Linked DNA regions of Homo sapiens: region 2 is linked to region 1. A link is a contact called in ENCODE Hi-C or POLR2A ChIA-PET data. All regions are on one chromosome and are shown on one strand. Each heading gives the region's core, a stretch centred on a gene start or an enhancer-like site at or near the end of the contact. The rest is flanking DNA. Distances are from core to core; before and after follow the strand shown.

What was found. Hi-C counts contacts between places; a loop is a spot of excess contacts on that map. ChIA-PET counts read pairs that join two places held with the same protein, here RNA polymerase II (POLR2A). Pooled maps may share reads with other maps.
Region 2: a loop to region 1 is called in a pooled map of ovary, with 1.9 times the contacts of the local background. The contact joins two enhancer-like sites. A Hi-C loop is called at or near these places in 11 of 168 maps with a recorded cell type or tissue (Caco-2, Calu3, GM12878 and 8 more), 15 of 37 single-sample maps with no recorded cell type and 16 of 50 pooled maps. POLR2A ChIA-PET finds 5 or more read pairs at or near these places in 16 of 52 experiments (A673, AG04449, AG04450 and 12 more).

The regions. Positions count from the first base shown.
Region 1 is chr3:149,597,654-149,604,011 of GRCh38, forward strand. All of the region lies in intron 2 of WWTR1 (WW domain containing transcription regulator 1), which reads right to left. Among named protein-coding and RNA genes, the nearest start is that of WWTR1-IT1, 51 kb to the right of the region's middle. Within about 2 kb of position 1,703, at least 5 of the 41 ENCODE cell types and tissues checked have a DNase peak (open chromatin) inside an H3K27ac peak, as active enhancers do; they include endothelial cell of umbilical vein, where a contact is called at or near this core.
Region 2 is chr3:149,631,488-149,638,018 of GRCh38, forward strand. The region is part of intron 2 of WWTR1 (WW domain containing transcription regulator 1); the gene reads right to left. Among named protein-coding and RNA genes, the nearest start is that of WWTR1-IT1, 17 kb to the right of the region's middle. Within about 2 kb of position 2,706, at least 3 of the 41 ENCODE cell types and tissues checked have a DNase peak (open chromatin) inside an H3K27ac peak, as active enhancers do; they include endothelial cell of umbilical vein, where a contact is called at or near this core.

The DNA of each region.
Region 1 (6,358 bases), core at 453-2,952:
AAATAGCATTTGAAGATAGACTCATTAACATCAGCATAAGCATTCTGAAGCTAAGTTTAAAATATAAACTAGTAAATGATGAGACTGGGAAAGATGCTTGGAAGAAAAGCAAGGAGTCCAACCTTGGACACAAGTGCACTTTACTTCGTGCCACTGAAAGTGTAGGCCGAATCCTTTTTTTGTTTGGTTTGCTTGAATCACATTTTAAATGCACAAGAGAGGTCACCCTTTGAAAATTAATTCTGTGCAAATCTTTTTGGAATGATTATTTTTTAAAAGAAATAAGCTCCACCCTTTTATAAATGGGATTGTAGTTAAAGATTTTCTGTATCTGCTTCACTCAAAACAAGCAGCATCTGTACTCAAGTGCATGCCTGCAGGTGAGTGTTGTTGGTTAAGCTCAGGTGAACAGTGAAGGTCCCTGAATATGTGACAGGGCCTAACACAGGTGTTGGTGTTTGACCTACAATGTACCAGAAAAGCCGTAAAGGCAAACCCCCCAATAGATCCTTCACATTACCTGTCTCCTAGCAGCATGTCAAAAATCAGTGCAAACGTAACAGAAGAATGCCAAAGTCAAGAATACAACTGAGAACATCTTGAAGCTACGAATTAGTACTTGCCACCATCCAGCTGTTGGTTGCCTATAGATTATCAAGAATTTTACTTGTATCATTATCTCATTTAATACTCACAATAATCCTGGAAAAATTATTATCCCCATCTTATAAATGAGGAAACTGAGGCTCAAAAGTTTAAAAGACTTGCCTGAAGCTACATAGCTCATAAGTAAAAGAGTAGGAATTTGGACCCAAGTCTGACTGGCACTCAAGCCAAGCACTCTTGAAATTTTCTTTAATCTTCTTTCTAGTGTCTCCTAGTGTCTCCCAAATTGCTTGGATTACAGGCGTGAGCCACTGTGCCTGGCTGGTTTCTGTCTTTTTTCTAATGCATGTTTTTTCCATGGCTGTGACCATATTGTGGAAAATGCTGTATTCCATTTTTTTTTCATTTAACATCATAACAATATTCAAATGCCGTTAAAAACTTTCATCAACATCATAATTTAATTAACAATTCCTTACTGTTAGATATTTATATTTTTCTTTATTCATTACAAATAATGCTTCAACAAACATCCATAAGCATAAGCTTTTCTCAATGTTTTGAGTTATTTCTTTAGGCTAGAGCCCCAGAATCAGTACCACTGGGTCAAAGAGCATGAATGTTTTATCATTTGCTTATTTTTTTTAGAGTGAAAAAAGTACGGCCTTATTACTTGTAAGTCATTATATATGGATTTTTAAATTATTATTTGTACATAAGAACAATTTTAATGATATTTGCACTATCAAATTATCTTTAATTGGCCAACCAATTTTTATGACACACTGACATGTTTGGATTATATCAGTCCATAAGGTAAAGATTCCAAAATGGCAATGACCAAGGTCTACCATAGGCACCTTGGTTAGAAAGTATCACTCTGCATAGTACTGACTTGTAGATGAATAGCTGGATATTGGAAGGAAGATTTGATTCATGAAGGTTAATGGGCTGGGGAAAGCAATGGGTCCAATTAGCAAATGGATTGTTCTTGGACCTTCTGCTAGTCTCAAAAGGATAAGCTTATGGTTCCCATGGCCCATGGCAGAAAACACAGAACAAATAACCAGGTTAAACACTGAAGTTCAAAAGTTGGCCAGTAATGGTTGTCAAGGGCTGTGTCCAGGAAATCCCGCCAGACAGGCACTGTTTGCAAATGGCTGGGAAATATGGTCTGTTGCCATCAAAAACAGATGAAAAGCAGGATTTGGTTAAAAGAGTAAGTCTTTGCGCAAGCAAAACCTTTCCAAAATAAAGAAACAGTGTATAGCTGTTGCCAACTGACCTTGACTGAAAAGAGGGGCCAGTCCTGTACCAATGCTCATTATAACCAGTCTCAAACTACTTAAATGGTGTTGAGTGGAAATAAGACTTAATCAAGTGAAGAACCTGCCAGCTTTGACAGTGGTAATATCCCAAACTAAAATCCTCAAGAGTATCATTAAATCAAAAATTTTTTAAACTTAAAAGTAAAATACACCAAGGCAATAATATCTACTTTAGTATTAAGAGAAACTACAATAATATGAAGGAGGATCCATTAAGTTACATGTTCAAAAACATCAAAATTCCAAGAGTTTGAGACATCTTTAAATAGCGACAAGGTATATAATGGGCCCTTCATCTTCACCTGTTTCACATCCTGGGATTCAACCAACATTGGCCTGAAAATATTCAAAATAAATAATGATAGTACAACAATTTGTAAAAATGAATACAAATAAAAAACAATACAATGATACAGTATAACAACTATTTACATTGCATTTACATTTTATCAGGTATTATAAGTAAATCTAGAGATGATTTAAAGTATAAGAGAGGATGTGTATAGGCTTTATGCAAATATGATGACATTGTCTATAAAGGACTTGAGCGTCGTCAAATTTTTGTATCTTCCAGGGTCCTGGAACCAATCCTTTCCGGACACCAAGGGACAACTGTATATCACACAGTGTAATCAAATGGGGCAAGGGCCTATTAATAATAATCTCTTCAAGTAATGCCATTATTAAGAATCAGTAGCAGTAGCTTTAATTAAGATTCTACCTGTAACACAGTCCCCGATGGGAATATAATTGAGTTAATATATGTAAAGTGCCTGGTACATAGCAAACACTATGAAGTATTAGTTAAGCTAATAAAGTCACAGGGCCAAAAGGGAAAAGAGGAGCCTGACAGCTTCCTCACCCTGATTCTTCTCTGTCCCTCCAAGCACCTCAAGCTGGGACCTCAGTCCTCTGTCCTTGACACTCACTCCACTCACCTGAAGGGGAAGAATAAAATAAAATTGATAATAAGCATTAGTTGTACCTCATGGGCCTGGCACCTTCCTTTATACATTAGTGGAAATAAAGCACCTTCCTCAAGGCAATAGCCACCCTGGGGTACCCATTTGATACATTAAATGAAATCCAAATAAAGTCTTTCCATGAGTCATAAAATTTCCTATTTAAAATTCACATTATCAACTGCTTGACCAATAGAATATGGTAAATATGATGTACCAGTTTCCGGCACCAACTCATGGCTCCTACTTTCTGTTTCATGGAATGCTCACTCTTGGAACCCAGCCACCATGCCATAAGGAAGCTCATGCATTTTGTAGAGAGACCCACTTGGAAAGAAAATGTTGCCTGGCTGACAGTCAACACCAACTTGCTAGTCATGTGGGTGAGCCCCCTTGAAAATTAATCCCTTGTCCCCCAGTCAAGCCACTCCAAATGACACTGCATGAAACAGAGAGAAGCTGTCCCTGTCAAGCAAGCTCTGTTTAAATTTGTGACCAAAATTAATGACTATTTTAACCACCCTCCCAAGTACATTATCTTAGCAAAACATAGACCTATGCTCAGGCTCTAATTATTCAACATTTCCAAATTCAAAAATGTATCAATTTCAAGAGGTAGATGCATATTTTATAATTTTTTATAGTTTTTCTTTCTTTTTGAGACAGAGTCTCACTCTGTTGCCCAGGCTGGAGTGCAATGGAGCCATCTCAGCTCACTGCAACCTCTGCCTCCCAGGTTCAAGCAATACTAGTGCTTCAGCCTCCTGAGTATCTGGGACCACAGGTGACACAGGTGAGCCCCCATACCTGGCTAATTATTGTATTTTTAGTAAAGAGGGGGCTTCACTGTGTTGGCCAGGCTGGTCTGGAACTCCTAACCTCAAGTGATCCACCTGCCTCAGCCTCCCAAAATGCTGGGATTATAGGCATGAGGCACCACACCCAGCCAAGTGGATGCATATTTCAAACAAAGCACCCAAAAATGCCCAGGCATGACCATTTCTCCTTTTCTTGAAACTACAAGGTCAATCCCCTTGGGAACTTCCTAATACTTCTCTAAAAACCAACCTAAAAAACCCAAAACTAATACATCCTCCAATTCTTCAACATGTAAAGTCCTTGTAAACAAAGCTACAATGACCCAGAATATGAAAAAAATTATTTTTTTTTTTTACTTTTTAAAATATTATATAATTCTATTCTTTGGCTACCTTTTAAGGATCCTCCGGTCTACTTGAGAAATAAAACGTGCAGGTTTAAAACACCCAACCGACAATGCTAAAGGCAGTACAGCAAGTAAGCAAGCCATGTAATCATATGGTACAGAGGGAGTGGCTGCCTCAGAACGGAAGAAATTCAACTTGAGCAAAATGTGAGAGATGGGTACATTATGCTTGAAGTTACATTTACCCACAGAGATTTTGCCACACTAGTGGTTGTGGAAAGTCTTATTTCTATCAGATTTTAAACTCCTTTTGAGCCTGGACTACATCTAATTTTCACATTTACCATTAACAACCACAAACCAGGTCCTACTAGAAAAACTACCAATATGCATTTGCAGACACTCAAATAATGCTGGGGGAAAATGAGGAAACAATAAATTTTCCCCCACAGGAGAAAAATGTATCTACGTAGGGCTAAGAGGAAATGTTAAGAAAACCAAAGGCAAAGTTCAGGTAGAATTTTCCGTCTGCAGAGTCATGATATAAGAGGATATTTTAATATCCTTTATATTCTTGAATGAGCATTCACATGTATTTTTGCTAGCAACTATTTTGGAATGAGCTGATGATTTGGATTAAAGAATAAGCAAAGCTATGTGAACAAAGGCAACCCAAGATGGGAAGGCGTTATTGGCAGCAGCGTTCTTTTCACTCTGGACCCTGAGCAACCCTGAAATTCCAGCAGTCACAGGGTCCTAAATACTTGGGGACATTCCGACTCAGTCTCACAGACTGAAAGGTAGAGAGCACAGATCTCAACAGGAACTGAAACTCTAGTGTTGATCATTGCCCTGACACAACTTTAAAGTGGCCACCAAACCCCTCAAATAGCTATTTTCATCCTTGTTTACACTGGCCACACTGACACTCAATTGGTGAGAAAAGGCTTCCCCCCCAACTTTTTTTTGAGACGGAGTCTCACTCTGTTGCCCAGACTGGAGTGCAGTGGCACGATCTCGGCTCACTGCAACCTCTGCTGTCCAGTTTCAAGAGATTCTCCTGCCTCAGCCTCCCGAGTTGCTGGGATTACAGCATCACCACACCCAGCTAATTTTTGTATTTACAGTAGAGACGGGGTTTCACCATGTTGGCCAGGCTGGTCTCGAACTCCTGACCTCAAGTGATCCGCTTGCCTGGGCCTCCCAAAGTGCTGAGATGATAGGCATGAGCCACTGTGCCCGGCCAGAAAAGCCTAATTTTAAAGCCAAAGATAAATAAATAAATAAATAAATAAATAACCAGGCTTCTTTCTACTCTAGGTTTCAACTGTAGAAATCTATTTGCAAACTTCAAAAACTATTAACTTTGGGCAAGAATTTTTAAGATCTGATAAGAGGAGACTCTAAAGTTAATAATGTCTTGCTTTGAGGAACAAGGGTCTCCACCCACCCTGGGCTCATAAACTGCCCCCCTCACTACCACTCTCTGGCTTCCCACCAAGTCCTCAAGAAATGATTTACTAAGTTCAATCAAGGAACCAGATTCTATGAAATAATAAAAGGAAAATGGAGTTCATGACTGAAATCAAGCTGGGCAGAGACATAAAGGGTCTTTGTTAATAACTGTACAAGGGAATGCAAATGAAGACAGGCTTCACAAGGAATTTTGACATCTTAATGAAGATTTATGAAGAATTTGCAGCATATTAACCTCAAATACAAGGGGAATTACATAGTCACATAAAAACACTGCTTTATGATTTCTTTAGCTTAAAAACAATTCAAAAGACAGTTTCTTCATGATAATGCTAATAATTTAGTTACAAAGGTTCCCCACCCCCCCCTTGTACTCCACTCTAATTACATTCTCCATCCCCCATTACATTTCTTTCTTTGGTTAACTCTGAAGTGATACAGCTCATTGGCATGCCCTAAAGCTGTGAACTGCCCCACTGATGAAATCATGACAGTGATTAAATTTCTCTATTCCACACAGAAAGTTTTGTGTTACACAGTTTTCTTTGTTCATGTCCTTAGTAACGCAGAAAATCAACTGACATTTTCTCCTAATAATGAGGGGAATATAAGATAATGTCAATGAAAAAAAAATCCTCTACTGGTGCTACATAAGCGGCATACCAAAAAAAAAAAAAAAAAAAAGCATGTGAAGCTGTACAGATCTCAGTCAAGAACACATTGGCCACATCTAAGGTCAGTGATAGTATTTTGCCACGGTCATAGATTTTATGTTGTATTCATGATACATACAGATAATTAGAAAGACTGAGTTCATTAAA
Region 2 (6,531 bases), core at 1,456-3,955, 35 kb after region 1:
CTTCACGTACAAACCCCAAATATAAGTGCCAATGGATATTCAATAACCATAAGCAAGCTCAGAATCACCACCTACCCTCTGGCATAACTACTTTCAGGTAAAGCTTACCAAAAAACAGCAATGCATCCTCCTTGCCTATCCCACAAAGAATGAAATTACACTCCCGCTGTATCTTCTCAGAGAGGGAAAAACATTTCACTCCCTATAGCCATTCTTGTCAAATGACCTGATGGGGTAGTGACTGGAGCACAAATCCAGATCCAAGATCAAGAGAGGCCATTAACACACACGAAGGGAGACATGAATTATCCCAACAAAATTAAGTAGGTCCACTCTGGGTACTGCAACTAGGGTGGTGATCCTGGGCTCCATGCTTGGTAGGGAAGAGCTGTGAGGCATGATACCTTAATAAAATTGAGAACTTTAAGCACTTTATTTATTTATTCATTTAGAGACAGGATCTCACTCTGTCACCCAAGCTGGAGTACAGCGGCTCACTGCAGCCTCAACTTCCCAGGCTCAAGTGATCCTCCCACCTTAGCTCCCCTGAGTAGCTGGGACTACAGGCGCCCACCACTATCCACAGCTAATTTTTTGCATGTTTTGTAGAGACAGAGTCTCACTATGTTGCCCAGGTTGGTCTCAAACTCCTGGGTTCAAGCGATCTGCCTGGATTCAGCCTCGCAAAGTACTGGGATTACGGGCGTGAGAGTACTTTTTAAAAAATAATTTTTACTTTTTAAAATTTATTTACTTATTTATTTTTATAGCCTTGAGGTCCCTCTGCATTGGTTGAGTTGCCCCAAGGCCACGTAGTTTCTAGCATAGCTCTGACTCTAAGGAAACAGGCAAGGTAGTTCCCACTTTACCAACGAGGAAACGTGCTTCCTGAAGTTATGTAAGCTCATTATGTGGCAGATCCATGATTCAAACCAGTACGTCTGATTACAAAGCTCATGAGTACTCTCTATGACTGCTCTCTGACATTGATGACCAAGCATCCAACCTGTCCATCCACACAACGCAAACAAAGCCATTAAGCCCAGATCCCTACCTTTAAAGCAGTAGAGGGAAACTGCTGTTGGCAACTGTAGAAGCCACTAAAGGAAGATCATTTTCCACTCAAAAATGGATGTAATTTTCAAAAAGGTGGAGACAACCCAAAAGTCCACCAACAAATGAATGGATAAACAAAATGTGGTATATCCATACAATGCAATACTATTAAGCCATAAAAAGGATGAAGTTCTGATGTATGCTACAACATAGAGGAGCCTTGAAAACATTATGCCAAGTGCAATAAGCCACTCATAAAAGACTACATATCATATGATTCAATTTACATACAATTTCCAGAATAAACAAAGCTACAGAGACATAAAGTGGATTAGTAATTTCTTAAGACTGGTGAAGATGAGAATGTGGAGGAGAGGGGCATGGCTAATAGCTATCTAGTTAGTTGGGGCTTCTCTTTTTGGTGATGAAAATGTTCTAAACCTGACTGTGATGATGGTTGTACATACCTGAATCTATTAAAAACTATTGAATTACACACTTAAAATGAGTGAATTATGTGCTGTGTAAATTATATATCAATGAAGCTGTTAAAAAATAAGTATGGCCAGGCACAGTGGCTCACGTCTGTAATCCCAGCACTTTGGGAGGCTGAGGTGGGACCATGGCTTGAGGCCAAGAGTTCAAGGACAGCCTGGGCAACATAGGAAGACCCCATCGCTACAAAAATAAAATAAGCCAGCCAGGCATGGTGACGCACACCTGTAGTCCTAGCTACTTAGGAGGCTGAGGTGGGAGGATCTCTTGAGCCCACGAGTTTGAGGTTATAGTGAGCTATGATTGTGCCAATGCATTACACTCTGGGTGACAAGTGAGAACTTGTCTCTAAAAAATAAAATATATATGCAAGTGTAATTGGTTAAGCAAATTAAAAGGAAACTTGGCCATTATCTCCTTTAAGTTCTTCATTTAAGGGTGAGGAAACCAAGTAAAAAGTCCAATATTAGGCAAGCGTCCTACCTACTAATCCCAGTACTCAACAATGTCCTTTGGGACCCAGCTCAGTGCTAGGTATAATGGTAGACCCCCAAAGAGTTTAAACCTAATCAGGCTTTTTGAAGCCAGGAACAATGAAATCCAACAGCCTGTAGACTGGGTTCAGGGGTGGAGCGGACACTAAGAGCTGTGTAGTCAGGCAGGAGGTGAGACCTAGAAGGAAATCCATGGCAGAATGAACTGATGGAGGGTCAGGGAAGAGGTGAGTGAGGGTGCTCCAGGGAAGGGGTACAAGCACTGCCAGGAGCTGTGGGTGGCAGCAAATGGGTTGCAAGGGAAGTGAGGCTCGATGAGCAGGGTCACACTGTCAGATTCTAGAGGTTTAGGAACCAGGCAGGAGATCAGCCCTGACAGGACAGGACACCAAGAAGAGTTCTGTAGCAGGAAAAGGGTGATGAGAGCCATCATGAAGGAAGATTAGCCTGGCTGTGGTGTGCAAAGGACTGAAGTCAGAGGCTAGTGTGCTGCAGTCTACAAATAAATGATCACATCACACAGTAGGGTGGAGGCAACAGGAATGGAGAAAGAGGAAGGAAAGATGAGAGGTCCAGAAAGGGAAAAATAATGAAGACCCAACCATGTCAAGACCGGTGAGAGGGAAAAGGAGAGCCAGGGTGGCTCTGGGCCCAGACTGCCCAAGTTTAAGTCCTTACTAGTGTGCGGCTTTGGTCAAGTTCCTTAAATGCCCTGTACATCAGTTTTCTGAGCAAAGTGGGGATAAAAATAGTGTTTCTGTCAGAGTTCTTGGCATAATTAAATGTGAACAGTGTGAGAACAATGCCTGGCACAAAGTAAGTGCTAGGTACACGTTTGTTAAATAAATACACGTAAATGCATATTAAGATGTCTGTGACCCAGCTTCTAAAGATAAGAGCAGTAAGGAAAAGCCTCATTATCTCCCACCAAAGTTTCCTTTTTCACTCATTTTTTCCCGTTTATTTATCCTAAGGTTCTGGGAAGAATAAAACATGTTCCCTGCCCTTGAGAATGGGCTTTCAAGGAGAAATAAATCAGAAAACAGAGCAATGCCTATTCCCTACCAAGGTCCATGCACAATAAATGGTTGAATGACATGCTTGGTGAGGATCCCAAAGAAGCAAGTGAAAGACCCTGGATCTGTCAGGCTGCTGTTGTGCAAGTCCACCTCTCCTGTGGAGCTCCTGTTTGCAAGGCAGCCAGTGACCCAAGGCCATGCTCAGCTGGCATTCGCCCTTTCACACGGATGTGCTTTCCAGACACTACCTCAGCACCAGCAACCACTGAGCCTCTTCCCTGCCCTGATTCTCAGTAGCTCACCCTCCAGACCCGGCCACGGTATATCCTCACCATGTCTGTCCCCTCACAACTTAAATCAAAGACTCTGAGGCCAAACCTTGAATTGACAATGCTAGCCAAAAAGCTCTGAGCAGGGATGGAAGACTAAAGAGGAGAGGAGGAATCCCTGCCTTTCTTGCATGGGAGGGAGAAACACATTCTGTGATCTTGACCAAAGAGCCCTGTATAATCAGAAATCAGCAGAAGGGGGCCCTGCTCTACCCTCTTCTTCATGTGGTTGTGACAATGTTCCTCTTCTCCTGGCTAGCTCACAGGAGTGCTGGGGATACAGTGCTCTGGGTCTCCATATTTAAAAGAAGTTTAAATTATCATACAAATGCATTGTATTTTTAGTAATTGGACTTGTTTGATCTCATATCTTTTGATAATTACTAAAAATCTCCCTTCAAAGTGATGAAAGATTCAAATGAAGCTAGAATTTAATTTATATTAGGTCTTTGAGATGAGGTTTAAGTAACATTACAGTCCCATTACTAGGAAAACGGGTAAATAAACTGTGTATAGCCATGAAATGGAGTAACGTATTAAGATCTCTAGCTGCTGTCATAGAACAAAATACTTTAAAGTGGTGGGTAAAAACGAAGTTAAGGTACAATATATAGAAGGAGAAGAAGAAGAAGAAGGAGGAGAAGGAGAAGGAGAAGGAGAAAGAGAAGGAGAAGAAGAAGAGGAAGGAGGACGAAGAGGAAGAGTAGGAGGAGAAGAGGAAGCGGAAGAGGGAGGAGGAGGAAGGAGAAAGGAGGAAGAAGGAAGAAGGAGAAGAAGAAAAACTTGAATCATTGGTTTCTACATGCATAAGTCTGAAGGACAGTCCCTGAACTGAGAAATGGGCTCTCCTTCTGGGGAGATGAGCAGGATTGGGGATAGAGGGTCAAGAAAGTCTATTGCTTTAGCTGAATTTCTTAAAGCAAGAATGCATTTATTTATGACTTGGGCAGTTTTTTAAAATAAAAAAAAGGCAATGTTGAATATATGACCATCTATGAGTAAAGTAAACCTGGTTTATAATTTTAAATTCTTCTTCCCTTTATTCTGGTCAAAAGGGAATTCATTTTCCCACTTTTCTGAGATCTGAAAAGATGATAACCTTATCAAATCTTGGGTCTGTGTGATCTTAAAGGACAAGTAAAGAATAAAAAAGTTCAAGTCAAAATTTTAAATGAAGATATTAACAATGAATAAGTAATTTAGAATGTGATGTTCCCAGGAGAATGAATTTTCCTGGATTAATCTGGCTAAACTTTCTTTGAAGTTTGTGGATGATGGCAACACCACTGAAAATGAACTTGAGGCTGTGTTTAAATACTTGCTACAACTAGCTTTTCTGACATCTCTGTACTCACTACTGACACAGTCAATCCACTTAATTAGTTTTGTTGATATCTCCAATTCCCCTATTTACTTTGTGTCCTGAAAAGTCCTTTGAAACCCAAACAGCCTACTCTACCTCTTCAGCTCCATTGGGAAAGGTTACGATCTTAGGATCATTTGAAAGGCAAGGAGGGGGTAGTAAATTTCCACCATCAAGTGGAATGTGGAAATAATCTGGGAATAGATGAATATATTGAATTAATACCAGGAAATTTTCCTTTCTTGGATCTTCATTGTTTTTGCTTGAAAAACTGATTTTTTAGAATTTATAGTCGGGCTAAGAATTAAATACAAAGAATAGAATATATTCTAAAGTAAAATATACATTATATGTATCCTTTATGCTAAGCACAGTACCAGTATGTGGCACACAGTATGTGCTCCATAAATATGTATTGGCTTATTGCATAGGAAAGAGTCACCAGAAAATCTAAATAATGTAGAAATTTAAAAGAAAAAAATCATTTATATTTCTTTCAGCAAAAGTTAAATGAATCCCTACTATGCATGCCATGCTTTGGGCCAGGCATTAGAGAAGTATTATGCACAAAAAATTAGCTGGGTGTGGTGGCAGGTGCCTGTAACCCCAGCTACTCGGGAGGCTGAGGCAGAATCACTTGAACCCAGGGGGCAGAGGTTGCAGTGAGCTGGGATCATGCCACTGCACTCCAGCCTGGGCGACAGAGCAAGACTGTCTCAAGTGAAAAAAAAAAAAAAAAAAAAAAAAGAGAGAAGTATTATGCAAGGCAGGTAAGATTTGGTTCTTGTCACTATGAGTTCATAGCATATAGAATAAAAATAAAGGACAAGTACTCTCTATCACAGCAAATAATCAAAGGTTGTCTATTATTTCTAAACTCAATTTCACATCAAACTTGCTATATTATTACATCTAATCTAAAAGCATCAATTTCTGCCTGTGACCACCCAGTCACATTTTGATTATTTTAACAGCATATTGAGTATGTTTTTTTTTTTTTGAGACAGAGTCTCGCTCTGTTGGCCAGGCTGGAGTGCAGTGGCATGATCTCGACTCACTGCAACCTCTACCTCCCAGGCTGAAGCAATTCTCCTGCCTCAGCCTCCCCAGTAGCTGGGATTACAGGGGTGTGCCACCATGCCCAGCTAATTTTTTTTTTGTATTTTTAGTAGAGACGGGGTTTCACCATGTTGGCCAGGCTGGTCTTGAACTCCTAACCTCAGGTAATCCACCCACCTCGGCCTCCCAAAGTGCTGGGATTATCAGCATGAGCCACCGTGCCCGGCCCATATTCAGTATTAACATTAATCTCAATAAATATTCCCTAGTACCAATATGTGCTAGGCATGAAGGACAATACAACACCAGTTCCATATTCTAAGAATTGGCAAGTTGGAGAAATGAAATAAACCCATTCATTTACAAACAAACCTTACACGACACTCTGATGGACAGTAGAAAAGATTAAGTGGCAAATTACCCCAATAGATCAAATTACTATGGGGATCTGGAGTAGGAGGAGATCCCTTCTAGTTGGTTGGTGTAATAAGGCATTAGACAGGAGATGGGGCTGGCTAAGTCTTAATAGACCAAGCATAGGGATGTAGGACATTCTAGGCAAGTGAGAAATGACACACTACTCCTAATCAAAAGTGCAAAGATGAGCTACTCTGTATGACATATGCAGTGGCAACCAGGCACGGTGGCTCACGCCTGTAATCCCAGCACTTTGGGAGGCTGAGGTGGTGGATCACCTGAGGTCAGGAGTTCAAGAC